Linked DNA regions of Homo sapiens: region 1 is linked to region 2. The links are chromatin loops, found by intact Hi-C in ENCODE. Cell type or tissue: Caco-2. All regions are shown on one strand. Each heading gives the region's core, and the rest is flanking DNA. Links, peaks and the distances in the headings are about the cores only. Region 1 overlaps UBE2B (ubiquitin conjugating enzyme E2 B). Region 2 overlaps JADE2 (jade family PHD finger 2).

The links. A loop is a pair of places that touch in the nucleus more often than their neighbours do. Peaks named below come from ENCODE experiments on the same cell type or tissue, not always from the same donor. Only the 100,000 strongest peaks of a DNase experiment are listed, where the experiment ranks them.
Region 1: it touches region 2 in a loop (3-fold over the local background); 11 of 110 quality-filtered maps call a loop at or near these places.

What each region holds. Positions count from the first base shown.
Region 1 is chr5:134,389,931-134,400,122 of GRCh38, forward strand. UBE2B (ubiquitin conjugating enzyme E2 B) reads left to right here. Exons shown (of 6, transcript NM_003337.4): 6 at 295-2,178. The coding sequence ends at 423. Among named protein-coding and RNA genes, the nearest start is that of CDKN2AIPNL, 17 kb to the right of the region's middle. In Caco-2, for the core only: no CTCF peak of the experiment used is centred there; a DNase peak (open chromatin) is centred at 6,551.
Region 2 is chr5:134,578,246-134,588,964 of GRCh38, forward strand. It overlaps JADE2 (jade family PHD finger 2), which reads left to right. Exons shown (of 12, transcript NM_001388185.1): 12 at 249-4,982. The coding sequence ends at 1,072. Among named protein-coding and RNA genes, the nearest start is that of SAR1B, 49 kb to the right of the region's middle. RefSeq lists enhancers at 2,830-3,362, 3,363-3,894. In Caco-2, for the core only: a CTCF peak has its summit at 8,803; a DNase peak (open chromatin) is centred at 8,726.

The DNA of each region.
Region 1 (10,192 bases), core at 2,193-10,192, 190 kb before region 2:
TTGGCCTCCCAAAGTGTTAGGATTACAGGCACAAGCCACTGTACCCAGCTGAAATTATAGGTCTTAAGGCAATTGAGAACTTTATTTCAGAAGCTTAAGTTCCTTAGCAGCAGGAAACCCCATAGTATTTATCAAATCATTTCTAAAAGTATTTAGACCCAAAATTATATGACATGTTAATCTCTGAAGTAATTTGTTGTTTTGTATAACTTTTCTGTAATATATTCCATATCTGACCCCTGTTGGTATAAAGAACAACTATGCAAATCTGTTTTTTCTTTTCTTTCCTCCTAGTCTCTGCTGGATGAACCGAATCCTAACAGTCCAGCCAATAGCCAGGCAGCACAGCTTTATCAGGAAAACAAACGAGAATATGAGAAAAGAGTTTCGGCCATTGTTGAACAAAGCTGGAATGATTCATAATAGACAACTGGTCTGTTAATCTTTTTCATCATTGTTGTGTATAATTTACCTCTCATTAGAAAGGCTAACAAATTTTAAGTGCCACAGGTTTTAAGGATTCTGCAGAAAAAAAAGAAAAAAGTCCTTCAGTTTAGAACCTACAAAAGCTTGTGTATCTTGATTAATGTACTTTTTATTGCATGGTGTGAACTAAGTTATTGCTGCATAAATTTGTAATATATCCTGTTTGTATTTTTTTCCAAGTGTATAATGTTGGTGTGGAGTTTTCATGACAGAATATACACATTTTGTAAATCTGTACTTTTTTCAAATATTGAATGCCTTATTTTTGAATTCTTTAGATTTTTAAATTGGAGAAAAGCACTTAAAGTTTTTTATATATGAATATTACATGTAAAGCTGTTAAAATACATAACTTCAGTGCAAGAGACTTTGTCACTTATTTCCTTATGTGTGTAGGAGGGGTTAATAAGTCTCTAGCTCTCCATCTATTGATAGTTTCATTTACAATTTCAAAAGAACATTCTTATATTTTATCAAGGAAGTCTTCAAATTTGATTCTAAATAGCGATTATAATCTCCAACTTTATTTTGAATGTACCTCTATTAGTTTCAATTGAGTAATTCTAGACATAACTGGTTTGACTCTGTCCAACTCTGTATTTAGGCCATTTGTTACAGTTTCTTCATGCATTACTTACTGTTAAAACTGTACCTTTTGCGATTTCACAGTTGGCACTTCTGCCATGAGCAGAGAACTGATGCGACTTGTTTTGCTGCTTGGTAGCACTTTAAAAAATTTTTTGATTAATGAAGAAAGTAAAACCATAAACATTTGCCAAAAATTCATGCCCCAGTATTAGCAATGAATTAGTTGCATTGGTTTGAGAAAGGCACATATTGGAGGGAAATCTTGGTGTAACTTAAATATTTGAAAATTACCTTTAATGCAATGCATATCTGTTTATTCTGGGAAATGTTTTAATGCCAGGGCCTGCTGAGTTGCTTCTTCTTGTGGAGATTTTTTTTTTAATCTCCTGAGTTGTATAAAAGTTGTACTGCATCTTAGTTTACTGGATAAATTTAAAACACAGTATTGTAGAAAGCTAATACAAAACTATCCTATGCCTTCAAATAGTATAGAAAATGGAAAATATACAAGTAAATTCTGTTGAACCACCTGTGTAGTCTCTCTAGTAGTTAAAACAGCTATTTTAGTAACCCCAAGAGTTTCTTCTCATATCCATAAAATTGGATTACAGTATGGCAATATCTACAGCTTCTATTCATTATGCAACGTTTAACATTGATTGGATAAATGCTTATAGGCTGGGCCAGGTGGCTCCCACCTGTAGTCCCAGCACTTTGGGAGGCAAAGGCGGGAGGATCACTTGAGGCCAGGACTTTGAGACCAGCCAGGGCAACATAATAAGACTTTTCTCTACTTTAAATTTTTTAAAAAATTAGTTGGGCATAGTGGCACTTGCCTGTAGTCTCAGCTACTTAGGAGGCTGAGGTGGCAGAATAGCTTATGCCTAGGAGGTTGAGGCTGCAGTGAGCTGTGATTATGCCATTGCACTCCAGCCTGGGTGACAGAGCAATACCCTGTCTTTAAAAATAAAAGCTATTACTTGGCAAATTCTGAGGTAAGTGTATGATCTTAGGGAACTTTGATACAAATGGGAATTCACTCACTGGAATCGTGGCTCCCAAAAAGATGCTTTAATTGTGTGGTGCTTTTATAGTTTAGCTCCAAAACAAACTATAGACATTCACTCCAGTAACTCCTAGATTAAATATACAGTAGCTATGAGGGTCTGCCCTCTTATTTCATTAAATGCTATTTGGTTACTATTTCAACATCCATTTTTATCCTTGACCTGTTTTTGCCTTTCCCAGTTTAAAACAGGAAAATTTCAAGTATTGGTAGATAATTATAAAGAAGTTACATGTTACTTTACAGGGAGGTCAGTGAGTTCTAACTCCAAAATTCAACATATGCATAAAACTCATAGCATCCACATTCCTTTTCGAGAAAATCCTTAAGAAGGTTCAATCTATACATAACTCCTCACTTTTTTCTGCAGCCTTGGAACAGATTCCTATTTCTTTGGTTAAGTACCAGATATAAACCTTCGATTTACAAGGTTGAGTCATACAAAAAGTGTTTACTTTAAACTCTAGGTCAGTTTCATAAATGTATGGTAGGGCAAGAAGCTAGAACTAAAATGTTTATGTTGGTACAAAGTTATATTGATGGATTCATGTTAAAAAGTTTAAATGCATGTGTGATACAATTCCCTGTAACAATACCCCAGCACAGAATAATCTGTGAAAGGCACTATTCTAAGCACTTTTAACATATATTATTTCATTTCAAATTCACAAATACGGTGGCTCATGCCTGTAATCCCAGCACTTTGGCAGGCTGAGGTGGGCGGATCACCTGAGTTCAGGAGTTCAAGACCAGCCTGGCCAACATGGTGAAACCCCCCGTCTCTACTAATAATACAAAAATTAGCCAGGCGTGGTGGCAGGTGCCTGTAATCCCAGCTACTCGGGAGGCTGAGGCAGGCGAACCACTTGAACCTGGGAGGCAGAGGTTGCAGTGAGCCGAGACCTCACCACTGCACTCCAGCCTAGGCAATAAGAGTGAGACTCTGGCTCAAAAAAAAAAAAAAAGATGATAATGAAACTAGCCACAGATAGACAGATGAAGTGACTTGCTCAAGATCAACCAGCCAGTAAGTCATAGAACTGGGATTTGAACCCTATGTGGTCTTACCCAGAAATGTGCTATCTTTTAAGAGGTTGAGATTGGTTTTAGAAATTCTGCAGAACTTCAACATCCAAATTTGTGGAAATACTTTTAACTGATTTAGTTTTATACAGACTTGTGTCTACTCCAATGAAAAGGTTTCCTTTTTTTTCCGAGACAAGGTCTTGCTCTGTTTCCCAGGCTGGAGTCCAGTGGCTCCAGGCGGCTCACTGCAGTCTCAACCTCCCAGGCTTAAGCGGTCCTACCACCTCAACCTCCTGAGTAGCTGAGACTACAGATGCATGCCACCATGCCTGGCTAATTTTTTTACTTTTGTAGAGACAATGTCTCACTATGTTGGCCAGGCTGGTCTCAAAGTCCTGAGCTCAACTGATCATCCTGCCTCGGCCTCCCAAAGCACTGGGATTACAGGCATGAGCCACTGCACTCAGCTGAAAGGGTTTTCTTGACTACCATTTTCCACTGACTTTAGGAACATTTTCTGGTTTCTATATAAAGGACTGACTTATCAATAAGCCACATTTTTCCCCTTCCTGGAAATATCCTTGAGTCTGTAGGATTTCTCTCCTCCACCCACCCCCCACACCAAGTTTCATTAATATGAATAACTTTCCATGTTTCTTGTGTTCACAGAATGGCCTGGGAATTTTTAGTTGAGCCAAAAAGATGAATGAGCTGTGCCCATTACAAACCTTGTTGGTTATCTGACTGCTCCACAGCTCTAAATTCACACTCATGTAGGTGGAAGATAGCGGAGAAGTAAGTTATTAAAGGTGTGGTATTATTAACAGTTTGTTTAATGCTCATTAAACAAAGTTAACTGCCTACTTAGTTTATTCATTTAGTATTCTTTAAGAGATAACCCTGAGGATCATATTACACTTCAGAGTTATGTCTAAGGTGTTTCATATTTCAATTCTCCCAGGTTTTAAGAGGTAGGGATCAAATTTTGGAGTCTTGATGGTGTTTATGACAGTTCTTTTCCATTGCATTCAACAATGTAGAGTCCAAGTGGAATCTGAGTTATGTGAGAATCATGTATTTAAACAGAAAAGTGAATAGTTGGAAAGCTGTTCGCGGTAAATGAAATTATCCATAGGACAGAGGCCTTATGCCAAGATGGTAGCTCTATTACTTTAGTTCCCATCTAGTTAGGGGGGAATGAACTGTTACCAGATGGGGGAAAGATTAGTTATCATCAGTCATTCTAGCATATGACAGCAAAGATATTAGAAACTAAATTTTATTGTTGAAAGGACTTTTTCTTTATCGTTTCAACAAAGAAGACACAATTAAATGTGTGCCATTCTTCCTTCAGTGAATTCTCCTCACCATCACTACAGCTTTTTTTAAAAACAATTTTGTCAGAAATATCTTGAGCTTTCAGGGCTTCTTGTGTTCACAGGATGGCCTAGGAATTTTTAGTTGAGCCAAAAAGATGAATGAGCTGTGCACATTACAAACCCTGTTGGTTATCTGACTGCTCCACAGCTCAACATTAGTTCCTTGATGGCTGAAATCAAGAACTTTGGAAGAACTTGGGCTCCAGAGTTCTCTTTGGCATATGTAAGATTCAGACTTGTGTGAGAAACTTGCATATGAAATCTTTTGGGAAGTAAATGCTAAAGCTTGGCCACATGTTGCTTTTGTTCATCAGTGACTTGTGGATTAATATATTTGAGAAGACTCTAATATATAATAGAGTGGGCTCTGCCTAGAGAAAGCAAAGCCAATTAGAGAAAGTCTTCATATAATAGTAACAGTCTTGGTTACAAGTATGATCCTTCTGTAGTCTTTTAGGGGAGGTTGGCTCCTCTGAAGTCTTACTTGGAAGACAGATTCATAAAGTGCCACTGGGCTGGGAACTCCTGTAAAGGGAATCAAAGCCTGTCTCTGAAAAGATCCCCTGGGGTTCCATCAACCTGAACAATTTAGTCATTCTTCTGGAATGCAAGAGTTGTTCTCTACTGTGTCTTTAAGACTGCCAAAATGCAAACATAAAAGCACTTGAGGCAGATCCCCTTAAGAGCAAAGGGGGCTGGGTGCGGTGGCTCATGCCTGTAATCCTAGCACTTTGGGAGGCCGAGGCGGGTGGATCACCAGAGGTCAGGAGTTGGAGACCAGCCTGGGCAACATGGCGAAACCCCATCCCTAGTAAAATAAAAAATTAGCCAGGCGTGGTGGCGGGCGCCTGTAATCCCAGCTACTCGGGAGGCTGAGGCAGGAGAATCGCTTGAACCCTGGAGGCGGAGGTTGCAGTGAGCTGAGATTGCACCACTGCACTCCAGCCTGGGTGACAGAGCAAGACTCCATCTCAAAAAGCAAAGGGTTGGTTATGCTGCTTTATTTCTGAAGCCCAAGGGATATATTGCCCTCTTCCTTTCCACCTTTACAAACAAGATCTTTTGCCAATACCATAACCCACGAGTACAGGAGTGCTGGACTAGCAGCACTCCTGAAAAAGAGAATATCAAACAGAAAGGTTTGAAGTTCTTTGGCTGGCCCCTGTATAAAGTCATTGTATAAGATTGAATTGGAAATGTTATGTTTTTGTGTTGATGTTAGTACAAAGAAAACAACGGGAAGTTGCTTAGCTGTTAACCTCATTTTAAATCTAAGGGATATTTTCCCTTCCTATAGAAAAAGATGCTTTTGCTTGGCCTAATGACCATACTGGGCAGAGATCAGGGTGAAATCCAGAGACTTCAGCCCATGTTACTAGTTTCAGCTACAGGTGAGAAGTAGCACTGCAAAGAAAAGCTAAACTGGTAACCTTGCTGTGTAGCAGAGATCTTTGGTCATAGGAGTATTCCTGCATGGGCCATAAGGTTGTGGTTTGAGGTGGAAACTCCCTGAAACATCAGCTGGAAAGTCGCCTTTAGAATAAAGACAAAGAACCTTCTGCAAGCCAGCCAAGGCAATACCAGGACTTGGAGGTGGCAAGTTTGATAAACTAATCTGTAGGAAAAAGTTCCTATCTTAGTGCTTACACAGTTCTTTTTTCTTTTTTTGGTATAGACGGGGTCTTGCTACATTAATTCTTTGACTGGGGCTGGGTCTTCTTTTGCACAGGGCAGCTTGAGACTACAATCACCATGGCTTCCTCTCAAAACCAAGTCAGGGATTAGGCTGTAAGAATAACAATACAAGTACTAAAGACTGAAATTTTATTAAAGCCAAAGATTGAGAACTGGTTTCCGGACAGCTTCTAGCCATGCATTCATAGGCTGTGAGCAGGAGTCCTGTAGAATAACAGGAGACCTCTGGGGTCCAAGCTCTGAGCTTCTGGGCACATTTTAAATGGGTCTCACTTTATTGCCCAGTCTGGAATGCAGTCACATGATCACAGCTCACTACAGCCTGGAACCCTTGGACTCAAGCAGTTCCAACCTCAGCCTCCTGAGTAGTTGGGACTACAGGCACGTGCCACCTCAGCTAATTTTATTTATTTATCTTTTAGAGACAGGGTCTCGTATGTTGACCAGGCTAGACTCAAATTGCTGGGCTCAAGCAATCCTCGTGCCTCAGCCTCCTGAGTAGCTAGGATTACAGGCATGGGCCACCACTCCCGGCTTAAATAGCAGTTCTGTTTTTTGTTGAAAAAGTAGAAAATCATCATAAAACATAATTTGGTGAATACAAAAAGAAGGAATCTGAGTCACAGTCTTACCACCTGAGATGTTGAAAACAGCTGGTTTAAGGGGAATTGGGTTCTGTAGTGAGCTGGGGCCCAAAATTCACAGCCAGAGTGATAAGGAATGTAGCCACTTTGTAGGACAAAACTCCAGGACAGGGCGTGGTGGCTCACGCCTATAATCCCTGCACTTTGGGAGGATGAGGCTGGTGGATTACCTGAGGTCAGGAGTTTGAGACCAGCCTGGCCAACACGATGAAACCCCATCTCTACTAAAAAAAACAAAAAATTAGCTGGGCGTGGTGGCACCTGCCTGTAATTCCAGCTACTCAGGAGGCTGAGGCAGGAGAATCGCTTGAAACCAGGAGGCAGAGGTTGCAGTGAGCCAAGATCGCACCACTGAACTCCAGCCTGGGCACCAAGAGCAAAACTCCCATCTCAAAAAAACAAAAACAAACTCCAGGATAAGCCTCCTGCCACATAGCAAGTGCTGGAGCAAAGGCCATGCCCACAATGAAAGGCACATACCCACAGGCTGCACAAGCTCCAGACCTCCTAGATCCAGTGATACAGGGGTGACAAGGCACCTAGTATTGAGGTGCGGTTGCATGGGGGCAGGGTGCAGTGGTGACATGAGCTCTGGCCAAGGTTTGCCACCTGGTAACCCTTTCCCCTGGAGGTTTTGCTACTTCCCCCTACAGAACAACCTGACATTTTGGTTGGTGCTGCATTGTTCAGTGCCTGCCACCACTCATCAGTCAACGACATTTACCTAGTATCTAATGGGTGCCAGATTGCATGTTGGGCTGGGCACCACAAACTGAAAAGGTCCACTTCTGCAGCACTTTTGCAGGGATGGAGCCTGGTTGCGTGGAATGATTGTGGGCACCTGTTTTGTGTAAATCTTAGTTGAAAAGCTTTCCTATCTTCCGTCCTTGGGCTTAGAGGGAAACTAGGGCAGGAATGAAGCAGAGAGAGCCTACTAAGTGCCAGGTACTCATAGACATTCATTTTTCCACTGAATCCTCCAATAAAGTTTGAAGTAAGAATCATCCCCACTTTGCAAATGCCTACACTGAGGTAAAGTAACACTCAATTTGAAGGAATATCTACCAGCTCACACCTACTAGGGACAATTCAACATTCTTACTATGAGAGTGTCAGAGGGAATGGAAAATGCAGCCCTAGAAGGATGAGATTTTGGTGCCAACTTTCATAGCAAAACAAGAACTTTAGTCACTAGGCCCCCACAGCTCAAGGTTGACCTCTTTACTGTTCATTGCCTCTCTGTCATATTAGGTGAGGACCAAGACCTGTCTCAGACCCCTAACAGCAACATTCTCCAAGGCAAATGAGGCTGAAGGGGGCCACATTCAAGGATACTTTGGGTTCATTGGTTCATTAGTCTATGAGGCTGGGAAAGAAAGGACTTCGGTTAGGACCACTGGTTTATATTCTAAAGAGGCATCCCTGTTTGACACAACATCAAGGAAAAAAGCTCTCACTCTAGTGTAGGTAAGAATAGGGGCTAAATAGTGTCAATGTCACTCAATTTTTTTTCCTCTCCCCATCCTTCTTTTTGGAGACAAGGTCTCACTCAGTTGTCAGGCTGGAAGTACAGCGGCTCGGTCATGGCTCACTGCAACCTCAACCTCCTGTCCTCAAGCAATCCTCCCACCTCAGCCTCCCAAGTAGCTGGAACTACATACAGGTGTGCACCACCATGCCTATTTTTTTTTAATTGTTTTGTAGAGATGGGGTCTTACTATGTTACCTAGGCTGGTCTTGAACTCCTAGCAAGTGATCTTCCTACCTCCCAAAGTGCTGGGATTACAGGCATGGAGCCCCTGCACCCAGCCTCAATTTTTATTTTCTGTTCTTTGATTTCCAAGAAATCTGTTCAGATGATAGTCTTTTTACCCCACCTCCTCATTTGGTTCAGTGTGTGTTGATGAGCAGGGCTTCAGACCCACATCCATCACTGATAGGACCACATGCAGAGGACTCTGACCCTACTGCAGTCATTATGAAAACCTTCCAAACCAAAATAAGAAGGGTAGCCAACACCACCACCACCTAGCCCCAGGAGTCCTAACTTTAGAAAAGGCAGAGTGAGCTGTGCGCAGCATGCATCTGTAATCCCAGCCACTCCGGAGGCTGAGATGGGAAGATGGCTTGAGGCCAGAAGGTCAAGGCTGTAGTGTACTGTGACTGTACCTGTGAACAGCCACTGTACTCTAGCCTGGGCAACATACCAAGATCTTGTCTCTAAATTTAAAAGAAAGGGAAAAAAAAAAAAGAATAGGCAGAGTGAACTTTGGGGAAGAAACAATCTTGCCTGGCTTGCTTTTCATTACATATGTATATATATGTATGTATATACATACACATACACACACACACACGCAGATACACATACCCAATGACAGTAGAGATTTTTTTTAAGGGTGCACTCTTTGTTGAATGAAGTTTCCATATGACCAAAAGTCTTCAATAAGTTCTAAAACTCTTGCCTCTGAAGATCTGTGTTTACTCTTAATTCCTACAGAAAGGAATCCCTAAACTAGTTAAGAACGATAGCCATAACTAGATGTTATAGGGCACACAGGTCTCAGATACCAGAAGCTGACAGTCTCCTTCCAGACATAAAGGGATACCCAGCAGAGATTCTTTAGAGCTGGAGAGCTGGGAAACACCAAATTATCTGACATTTAGGGTAACACAATTCTCATTTTTTATATGGGACAGTATGTATTTTACTACAAACTACAAAGACTCAGAGGATGGACAGTGACAGTTAATATGATTCCTCTCATTGCCCATAGGTAGGCCACCGATCCAAATGGATCCTGAGTTCAGACAGAATCCTTACCTCCTGATAAGGTTGAGTGAGGATTATTAGGTGAGCCACAGACTAAGGAATGTTTCAGAAAGCAGTTTTCTAGGTGTAGTTTGGATTTACAAAAAAAAAAAAAAAAAAGTTCTCCAGGCCAGGCGTGGTGGCTCACACCTGTAATCCCAGCAATTTGGGAGGCCAAGGCAGGCAGATCACAAGGTCAAGATATCGAGACCATACTGGCCAACCAACATGGTGAAACCCTGTCTCTACTAAAAATACAAAAATTAACTGGGCATAGTGGCGCATGCCTGTAGTCCCAGCTACTCGGGAGGCTGAGGCAGGAGAGCTGCTTGAACCTGGGAGGCAGAGGTTGCAGTGAGCCGAAATAGCGCCACTGCACTTCAGCCCGTGCGACAGAGAGAGACTCCATCTTAAAAAAAAAAAAAAAAAAAAAAAGTTCTCCTCCTATTTATTACTTGTCCCTTCCTATGATCTCACTCTATCTTCACTCCAAGTC
Region 2 (10,719 bases), core at 1,040-9,039:
TCTAGCCCACAAATTATGAAGCCCATCTTGAGGGCAGCACGTCCTTCTGGAGAGAAGCGTATAAGTAGTCCCTACTCTTTGGTGGTGTTGGCAGGAGGGATGGACAAAACAAGATAGCTCACCTGGGTCTGGCACAGGGGGACAGAGAGAAGACGATGCCTGGTGGTGTGCTGGGAGCGTCAGTGGGCTTCCTGAAAGGGTGGGACACACGTCTGCTGGCGTCTCACTTGCCTCCTCTCTCCCCTCAGCAGGCCTGTCCACCTCATTCCCCATCGATGGCACCTTCTTCAACAGCTGGCTGGCACAGTCGGTGCAGATCACAGCAGAGAACATGGCCATGAGCGAGTGGCCACTGAACAATGGGCACCGCGAGGACCCTGCTCCAGGGCTGCTGTCAGAGGAACTGCTGCAGGACGAGGAGACACTGCTCAGCTTCATGCGGGACCCCTCGCTGCGACCTGGTGACCCTGCTAGGAAGGCCCGAGGCCGCACCCGCCTGCCTGCCAAGAAGAAACCACCACCACCACCACCGCAGGACGGGCCTGGTTCACGGACGACTCCAGACAAAGCCCCCAAGAAGACCTGGGGCCAGGATGCAGGCAGTGGCAAGGGGGGTCAAGGGCCACCTACCAGGAAGCCACCACGTCGGACATCTTCTCACTTGCCGTCCAGCCCTGCAGCCGGGGACTGTCCCATCCTAGCCACCCCTGAAAGCCCCCCGCCACTGGCCCCTGAGACCCCGGACGAGGCAGCCTCAGTAGCTGCTGACTCAGATGTCCAAGTGCCTGGCCCTGCAGCAAGCCCTAAGCCTTTGGGCCGGCTCCGGCCACCCCGCGAGAGCAAGGTAACCCGGAGATTGCCGGGTGCCAGGCCTGATGCTGGGATGGGACCACCTTCAGCTGTGGCTGAGAGGCCCAAGGTCAGCCTGCATTTTGACACTGAGACTGATGGCTACTTCTCTGATGGGGAGATGAGCGACTCAGATGTAGAGGCCGAGGACGGTGGGGTGCAGCGGGGTCCCCGGGAGGCAGGGGCAGAGGAGGTGGTCCGCATGGGCGTACTGGCCTCCTAACTCACCCCCTTCCCTGTCCCAGGCCCTGCCCTGGTCCCCCCACAAGGCCTCAGCCCAGTCACAACTGCCATTTCCAGTCTCTGCTGAGTGTCCCAGACCCTCGAGGCTGCCACTCCGTCGTGGTTTTATTTTTAATATAGAGAGAGTTTTGAATTCTACACTGTTGTCTTTCCTCTGTGCTGGCCTAGGACATTAGGATTCCTTCCACGGCTCCGGCCGCTAGGACCCTGCCAGGTCCCGCGCACCATCCCTGCCCTGCCCACGTGGTATTGCTGGGCTCCTGGCTAGATGCAAGCAAGGTGGACAAGAGCTCAGGACTCCAGCCCACTGCCACTGGGTGACACAGACTGTCGTTTGGGCATTATTTCATGGCAGATGGGCCAGTCCAGGGCCTACCCCGCCTTGCCCCCAGATCCCACTGGGGTCCATTTGGGGGGTCCTGCTACACTCCACCGATCCCCAAGGAAGTATAATAAACGATACCCAGCCAGAGTCTACTCACTGTCACAAGCACAACGAGTTTATATGAGAAAGCACTGAGGGGGTGCAGAGGGCCCGCTAGTTCCAGGGGAACTGAAAGCTGTTCCTGATCAGCCCGTATCATCTGAGGCCTGCCTGCCCACCCTGCCACCCTCCCCTCCCTTGCTGCTCTGCCCCTGCCAGTGCCCAGCCCAGCGGCTCTGGGAAGGGGTTCCCAGAATCCCTCCTGAGCTGTGCCATTTACTCAGGGGACTCCCAAACAGCCAGCTGCCAGTGCAGGTGGAGGGCTGTAGGGGAGGGCCAGTGCCCAGACAGGGTCATGGGGCTCAGACCAGCCCACTGTAGAGAATCACTCTGAGGCTCCAACTTCCTTCCTTCCTTCGGGGCCAGTCTCGGCCGAAGTCTGGTCACGCTCAGACAGAGCTGACCAGACCAGACCGTTTGCCTTTTCAAGTTTCCTAGTCCTGCTACAAGATGAGCTTCTTCCGTGGTTTCCTTTTGGAAACTCCTCCTTCCAACAAGCAGTGGGATCCCGGGGCCCAGGGCGGGCCGGTGTTGGCCGCTGGGGCTGTTGTAAGTCTTGCTGGATGTTCCCCTGTTCCTGAGCCTTAACCCCTCGCACAGCCATCCCCCCCCCCGTCCTGCCATCCCCCCCCGCCGTCCTGCCTTCCCCACCCCACCCTTAGGTCCCAGGTAGTTGCTCTGAAGAGTTTCAGTAGAGTGGCCCCAGGGTGATAGCTCAGGGAACAACAAAAAAGGAATTCCGTGAAAACATTTTTTTTTCTTTGATGAATTACTCCTGGGTCACTTCCACCACTGGTAAAGCCAGAACTTCTCCAAAAAGAACCTTGCAAAAAGTCCAGTGAATCAGTCGAATCATTCTGTGGATGCCAAAGAATATTTTGACCATAATACAGCACAGCCTGGACCTGACAACTTGTCATTTGGACTTTTTTTTAAATGGAGTTCTTTAGCAACAAAGTATAGAAACATGTTCATTGCACACACCCAAGGAGAAGAGCTCAAGCGCTTGGAAGAGGATGCTTTGCTGCTGCTGAAGTGTACCTGGGTGTTAGATTTCAGATCCTGGGCTGAGCCCACTGTGAGCTTTCCTAAACTGTGAGACTCACAGAGGGGAAAGATACTGACGGTGAAACCAGCATGGAAAACGTCTTTACCATGTGGTTCCCTCCTCCCCAAATACATAAAGCAAATAAGCAGGATGGGGAACAGCTTGACCTTCATCCACCCCTAACTCCAAAACTATCAAGGTACGACAGTGGCATTGTCATCGACACTCAATTTCATGTGAATTTTAGCAAAACAGGAAACAAAGATAATGACTCAGTTCAGAGGATCGGACAAATGTGTCTAGTCCGGGTGGACTCGGAGGGAGTGGGGTGGGCTTCAAGGATTCTGGGCGTTGGGATGGCATGAGCTACCCTGTAGAGTTTAGTCTGCCTGCCCGCCTTGGTAGTAGTGACCAGTCAGTGTCAGCATCAGTGTCCCAACCCCAGTCTCTGTTTACTGCCTTTGAACAGAACTTCTTCCTTCCCCATGCTTTGGGTCACCTCGGGCTGCAACCCTGTCTGTGCCAGATTGCCCGGTCTGACCCTGCAGGAAGCAAAGAGGTGAGCTTAAAGAACAACCAAACTCTGCCAGGGGTCCCAGAAAGCCCAGGGTCCAGCAGTCTCAGCACTTGGCCCCTTGCCCCTTCACACCATCCTGGGGCAGGGGCTGGGCCTCCCTGGTGGCAGGGGTGGGTGGAGAATTAGGGAGAGGGTGCAACGAGTCTGGCCCCTTGCCTCGGGCTGGCTGGTGTTCTTCCAAGAGCCTCTGCTCACATTGTTGGCCTCTGGATTCTGGCCCTTCTTCATTGGCTGTTGCTTTGGACTGGACTGTTGCTGAGCCTGTGTCCTGCAGAACCCAGATGTCTGTTAGGCTGGCTGGCTGCTGCGAGGGGAGGGGGGTGGCCTTTCATTTGGGGTGCCCTTTCACTCCCAGGCCAAGCCCTGGAGCAATCTTCTTCAGGCAGCTGTCTCCACCTCCAGGATGTCCAGCAGGCTGCAAGGAGAAGGATGCCAGCCACCCATCCTCCCCCAGTTCCCAGCCTTTCCCCTGTTGGTCACAGCCGCTTCTGTCTTTTTCCGGTCTACTGTCCCCAGTGTAGAGGGCTTTGCTGTCCCTGAGACTGAGGCAGGTTCCTTTTCCAGGTCAGAGGTGGAGGTAGATCTTTCTCTCAACCACATCTGCCTCCACACACAGCTCCTCCGCAGGGAAGGAGAAGCTGCTCTGTAACTCATTCTGGCTATCGTCCCCCTTCTCACTGACCTGACCGCCCACCACCTCCTTCCCCCTCATCACATGACAAAGGATAATGTGCAAGAAAAGTATTTTTATGTATCATAAATGTATTTTGAAACAAATGAGAAGAAGAAAGGTAGAAGGGTTTATTTTATTAAATGAGCCTGACTTAGTGACAGTGTGTGAGCATTTGCAATGTAAGGGCCTCAGCTTCCTTGGAGAAGCCACCCCAGGTTTCCAGACATAGATGTTGAATTGTTTGTGGGGGGTGTGCCAGGCCACGTCTCGTGTGTCCGTATGCAGGCATGCCTGTGTATACTGTGTATGGGCACACTGGGACTAGCTGGGACAATTCCTAGAGATTCAACTGCCCAATTCTAACCAACATTGGCAGCGGCTGAACTTGGCATTTCCTTGCTAACTGCCAGATGTGGCCAACCTTTGTCCATATGCAAACCACTGAAAAATGATCTGGATTTCTATAGCAAGGCCCTTGGGGAGGGCACTCTCCCATGCCCTTGGCCTCGCTGGCCACATTGGCCAATGAGCCAGGGCTGGAGTCTGAGACCTTTGGTTGTTCTTTAAGGCACCTCCTGCCACTTTCTCCCTCAGAGGCACAAACACTTTGTGTTCCACGTCAGTTTGAGGGGACGGTGGGGGGATGATATGAATGTCACAGGAGGAGACACCTTCTGTCTTTGTTTCAAAGAAAGTGATGTGCCATTTGTTAATATACAAGAGAAATATTGAAAATATATTGAAAAGAGCAATTTTAAATTATTTTTGGCTTATGTTGCAATATTTATTTTCTTGTATTAGAAAAGATTCCTTTGTAGAGAAAAAATGTATTTTTCATTAACGCAAAGACCTATTTCTCCTTTTTGTACATTGTCCATGTGCGCAACCCTTAACGAGCAATAGAATGTATGGTCACCTGGGTGTGGCCAGTGCCCGCTGTGCCCTGCATGATTCTGTGTTGCCGCTGCTGCATAGTTCCCAGCCCCATCCTGTCCTGCTCACTCATGGGGGCTTCCAGACCCCGGCCCCACCAGGGCTTGTGTCATAGGGAGCCCTTTGCACTCCTCGTGTGTTGGCAAACGCAGTTAATAAAGCAGTGTTTTCTGTGCTGGCTGGTGTGAGGCTCCATTGCATTGGATGGGGTAGGGAACCCTGGGAGTCCCACACACACACCCGACAATGGGCTCAGCAAAACCACGGGGTCCCTGAGTTTTCCAAGGGATCAGCTGCCACCTCCTAAGGAATCATAATAAAGATGTTCAGTGCACACCAAGGGCTATAATTTCAGAGCAGTATTTATATTTTTCATTATTATTATTATTATTATTATTTGAGACAGGATTTCACTCTGTCACCCAGGCTGCAATCTTGATTCACTGCAGCCTTGACATCCCGCGCTCAAGCTGTCTTCCCACCTCAGCCTTCCGTGTAGCTGTGACTACAGGTGCATGCCACCATGCCTGGCTGATTTTGGTAATTTTTGTAGAGACAGGGTTTTCCCATGTTGCCCAGGCTGGTCTCAAACTCCTGGGCCCAAGTGATCCGTCTTCCTCGGCCTCCTGAAGTCCTGGGACTACAGGCGTAAGCCGCCCCTAGCCTCAGGGCAGTATTTCATTTGATCTTCAATATGTTCCCCTGGAATTGAGAGGATGAGGGATGCACCTAAAGTCGAAGATGTGCTAAGAGGTAAAGCTCTGCATCCAAGGCAGGACTGCTGCACTCCCCACCTGCTACAACCACCTGTCTGGGACCGTAGGAAAGTTTGGGAGGAGCCTCCAGGGAGTGTCCCTAGGTCAGTGAAGATTTTTGCTTGAGTTTGTTTTTCATTCATGATTTTCTGAGCACCTACCCTGAGCCAGGCTCTGAAAAGAGTGTGGGGAATATAGCTGCTGTCCTTGCTTGGGGTGGCTCACACAGGCAGTGAGGGAACTGGGAGTTTTCATGGAGGCCTGGGCTGGTCTAGGGGTGAAGGGGTTCAGGAAGGGTTTCTCTGAGGAAGTGACACCATTAATTCATTGATTCATTGATTCATTCAACAAGTAGTCTTGACCGGACACCTCACTGCCAGTGTGCTGGGTTGTATACTGTGCATGTCACCAGGCCCCTGTCCCCCTAGAACCTCCAGACATTGGAGACCTAATGAAAAATAGTTGCTAGCCCAAGGGAAGCTGCATCGGAGAAAGGGATGACGGGCATTCCTCATAGAGGGTTTGGCCTATGCAAAGATGGATCAAGCTATATCGGGAGGGTCTTGAACCTCCTCTGAGGGCTCAGAACAAGGCTGTGAGGGACAGAGGTTACATTAAGACTCAAAGCATCTTAGCTTCTGGGGCCACTGACTTAGTTGTTTGCCACAGAGAATTGACCCATTTCCTCTCCAGAGCAGTAGACGGTAGGTTCCCAAGGGTGCCTCCAGATCCAATGTTCTGAGTCCACAATGCACAAGGTATTGGAAGTAAATTTGGGGTGGAGTGTGTGTGTGCCCAAAATGCCCGTGGAGGGAGGTCTCCCTGTTAGGGCACCTGGGAACCTGGAAAAACAGGCTGTGGATGTTCTCTCAGCCCCAGCTCCAGCAGCTCAGCTGTGAATGGGAAGAGCTCAGCGTCCTCAACTGTGGAATCAGCATGGGATGCTGGCAGGAAATCAGCCCTGGGGCTGAGGGGGTATCTGGGTGGCCAGCCCACCTGGCCATGGTAAGAAACTGTCAGCCCCATGGCCCAGCTGCCGTGGACTTGGCACCACAGCTTCTCCCTCCTCCTGCAGCCAGCCCAAAGCAGGACCACAGTGATCCAGAAGAATGACTCAGGCTTGCCCCTCACTCTAAAACCACACCTGTGTCGGCTGGGCCAGGTGGCTTATACCTGTAATGCCAGCACTTTGGGAGGCCAAGACAGGTGGATCATTTGAGGTCAGGAGTTTGAGACCATCCTGGCCAACCTGGTGAAACCTCATCTCTACTAAAAACACAAAAAATTAGCCAGGTGTGGGGATGCACACCTGTAATCCCAGCTACAGGGACTAAAGGGAGGTTGAGGCAGGAGAATTGCTTGAACCCGGGAGGCAGAGGTTGCAGTGAGCCAAGATCATGCCACTGCACTCCAGCCTGGGAGACAGCGCAAGAGTCTGTCTTTAAAAAAAACAAAAATAAAAACAAACAAAATAAATAAATAAAACCTCACCTGTGAACCTAACCCAGCTGATAAATGTAGGGCAGGGGGATTCAGGGTACATGTTGGTCTGTTCTTTAGAAATATAGTGCAAGTCACATTTGAAATTCTAGTAGCCCCATTTTTAAAAAGTGAAAAACAGGGCCAGGTATGGTGGCTAATGCCTGTAATCCCAGCACTTTGGAAGGCCGAGGCAGGAGGATTGCTTGAACCCAGGAGTTCGAGACCAGCCTAGACAACATGGCAAGACCCCATCTCTACAAAAAAAAAAATTTTAATTGGCTGGGCATGGTGGCGCACACTTTTAGTCCTAGGTACTCGGGTGGCTGAGGTGGGAGGATTGCTTGAGCTTGGGAGGTTGAGGCTGCAGTGAGCCATGATAGCACCACTACACTATAGCCTGGGCGACAGAGTGAGACTCTGTTTCAAAAAACAAACAAACAAAAACAGATATAGGGAATTTTAATAATATATTTTATTTAACCCATTACATCCAAATGTCTTTAAACATGTAATCAATGTAAAATAACTATTAATGAGAGATTTTGCATTCTTTTCACAATCCAGGGTGTATTTTACACTTACAGCACATCTCAATTCAGACTAGCCACATTTCAAGTGCTCAAAGCCACATGTGGCTAGTAGCTACCCTGTTGGGCAGCAGAGCCCTAGAGACCCTCAGCCTTCCCTTGAGTTGCCCAGGAGTCATCCAGGCTCCTATGGAGTGAGAGACAGATAGCCATGAGGAACCCCTGACCCCCTTCCCCAAGGGAAGGCAGGAGGTTGAGGACCACCAGGCCTGGCCCTGCATTCCCAGCCCTGGTCCCTCTGGGATCCTCTCTGCACCAGCCTACATGGCTGCTTGAGGGTGGGAGTCTCACATTTGATTAGCACTCCTAGGCTTCTCCCCTGGAGTTGGCTATCCCTGCCCGCTGAGAGCCCCTGAGTGTGGGACTGGAGGAGGATGGCACTGACCTGGTCGCAGCTCCCTCATGGTGGGCCAGTCCTCTTGCCACCAGGACTCACAGCTGATGGCATAGGGATCTGATGGGAGGCTGGGGGTGGTCTTGGGGACTACCTTTGTTTTTGTTTTTGTTTTTTTGAGACGGAGTCTCACTCTGTTGGCCAGCCTGGAGTGCAGTGGCGCGATCCCTCCTCACTACAACCTCTGCCTCCCGGGATCAAGCGATTCTCCTGCCTCAGCCTCCCAAGTAGCTGGGACTACAGGCACTCGCCACCACGTCTGGCTCATTTTTTGTATTTTTAGTAGAAACGGGGTCTCACCAGGCTGCCCAGGCTGGTCTCGATTTCCTGACCTCGTGATCTGTCTGACTCGGCCTCCCAAAGTGCTGGGATTACAGGTGTGAACCACTGCGCCCAGCCTAGGGAACCACCTTTCATTCATGCAGATATTGAGATATTGATTCAGCACTCACTGAGAATCTGCTGCAGGGCCCTGAGGACACTGTGGGGACAACACGCCCCTTCCAGAGACCAGGCCAAAGTGGGAGACAGACTTTAAGTAGATAATCACAAATCAGTGTGCAGTGACACACTGAGACTGTGCTGCTAGTGAGAGAGTATTAATCTGTGGGGTGAGGAAAGTCTCCATTGCCCTCTCTGAATTCCCTTAGTCGCTCCAAACTCCTGCAAGATAGGGTCTGGGGCGCCCCCTGCTGCCCGCTAGGCCCTAGCCCTGGCAACTCCCACCGCGGGTGGCAAGGCCCACAGGGCCAGGGCCAACCCCTCATTTCCAGGTTGCAGAGCTCCAGCCTCCCCCTCCTCTGTCCCTGCTGAGGCTCCTGCACTCCAGCACCTCCTGCTGCATGCCCCCTTGCCAGCCAGGGCAGAGTAGAGTCTTCTCTATCAGGCTTCAGTGACAGGGTGGTTGTTAAGGGACGAGGCGCCTCTTGGGAGAATAAACTATTGGCTGAGGTCCGCTGGGTGCCCAGTCCCGGGTTGGATGGGTGGCTAAGGAGACCCAGACCCTGCCAAAGAAAGGAAGGAAGTTCACAGCAGAGTGGAGAGAGAGAGAGCACTTGGTCCTTCTAGAGCTGGCCTCAGTCCTCCTTGCAGCCTCCGACTGTGTTCAGAGCGGCCAGAGGAGGCAGCAAAGGCATCTTTTCTTGGCGATGAAAGCTTCAGGACTCACATAGGCACCTCTGGCCCATGCTGGAAATGCAGGTAGCTCCAAGTGGCCTCGCAACTACCCTGTCTCAAAAAAAAAAAAAAAAAAAAAAAAAAAAAAAAAGAAAAGAAAATTAAAATAAAAATAATGAATAAAAAAGAGGAGGGCCGGGCGCGGTGGCTCACACCTGTAATCCCAGCACTTTGGGAGGCCGAGGCAAGCGGATCACAAGGTCAAGAGTTTGAGACCAGCCTGGCCAACATGGTGAAACCCCGTCTCCACTAAAAATACAAAAATCAGCCAGGCATGGTGGCGGGCACCTGTAATCCCAGCTACTCAGGAGGCTGAGGCAGGAGAATCCCTTGAACCCAGGAAGCAGAGGTTGCAGTGAGCCGAGATGGTGCCATCACACTCCAGCCTGGGTGACAGAGCAAGACTCCATCTGAAAAAAAAAGGAGATTGGCCAGGAGTGGTGGCTCATGTCTGTAATACCAGTGCTTTAGGAAGCTGAATTGGGAAGATCGCTTGAGCCCATGAGTTCAGGCCCAGCCTGAGCAACATAGTGAGACCTCATCTCTACTGCAAAAAAAAAAAAAAAAAAAAAAAAAAAAAAAAAAGAGACAGGGTCTCACTCTTTGAGATAGGGTCTCACTCTGCTGCCTAGGCTAGAGCACAGTGGTGCAATCACAGCTCACTGTAGCCTTCAACTCCTGGGCTCAAGTGATCCTCCCACCTCAGCCCTTGGTCTCTCAAAGCTCTGGGATTACAGGCATGAACCACCATACCTGTCTGAAGAAAATTTTTTTAGAGAGATAATAAAATATGGACTTCAAGGCAGCCTTTTGAGTTCAGATGGACTCCCTGCCAAGAGTCAAAGGGAGGGAAGAAAGGATGGGGTTTCAGTCAAGCAGGTGGCTTAAGGGCAAGCTCATCGTAGCAGAGTATTGCTTGGCCCCCAGTACTCCAAGCCAGGCCTGAGCTCAGAAGCATCCGCACCAGCCCATTCTGAGGAAACATGGGTAGGGATACAGGGTCCCCATTTGCTGGCTGGAGAGATTTTCAGTGGGTAGGAGGGAGGCTGTCAGATTTAGCAAATAAAAATATAGGGCATGTAGTTACATTCAAATTTCAGAGAGTAGTTCCTCAGTACATTTTCCAAATATTGCATCCTGTATTTTCCCTGGCATTCCTAGTGGGAAGCCTCAGGTCCCTCTTTCCACTGTGTTCCAGGCAGGGGGCTGAGGCAGGAGCATGGTTTTCCATGTTTTATACACTGTGGCAAATCCTAAACTATCCCAACAACCCCAACATGATGACACCTACAGTGTGAGAACAATGGAAAATGGGCTGCAGCCAGTGACCCAGGACACAGCTGGGCCTGTCTTAACTCAGCCACAGCCTCCCTTATACCTGACATTCCAATCCAATGCTGAACAGAAGCTCCGTAGTGTCCTTGAAGGACCTCTGCTCCCCAGAGCTCACAAGCCCATTTATTTGCTGTCTCAGCTCAACATCTAAAGAGTTCAGATTGGTGGGAGCACTGTTCACAA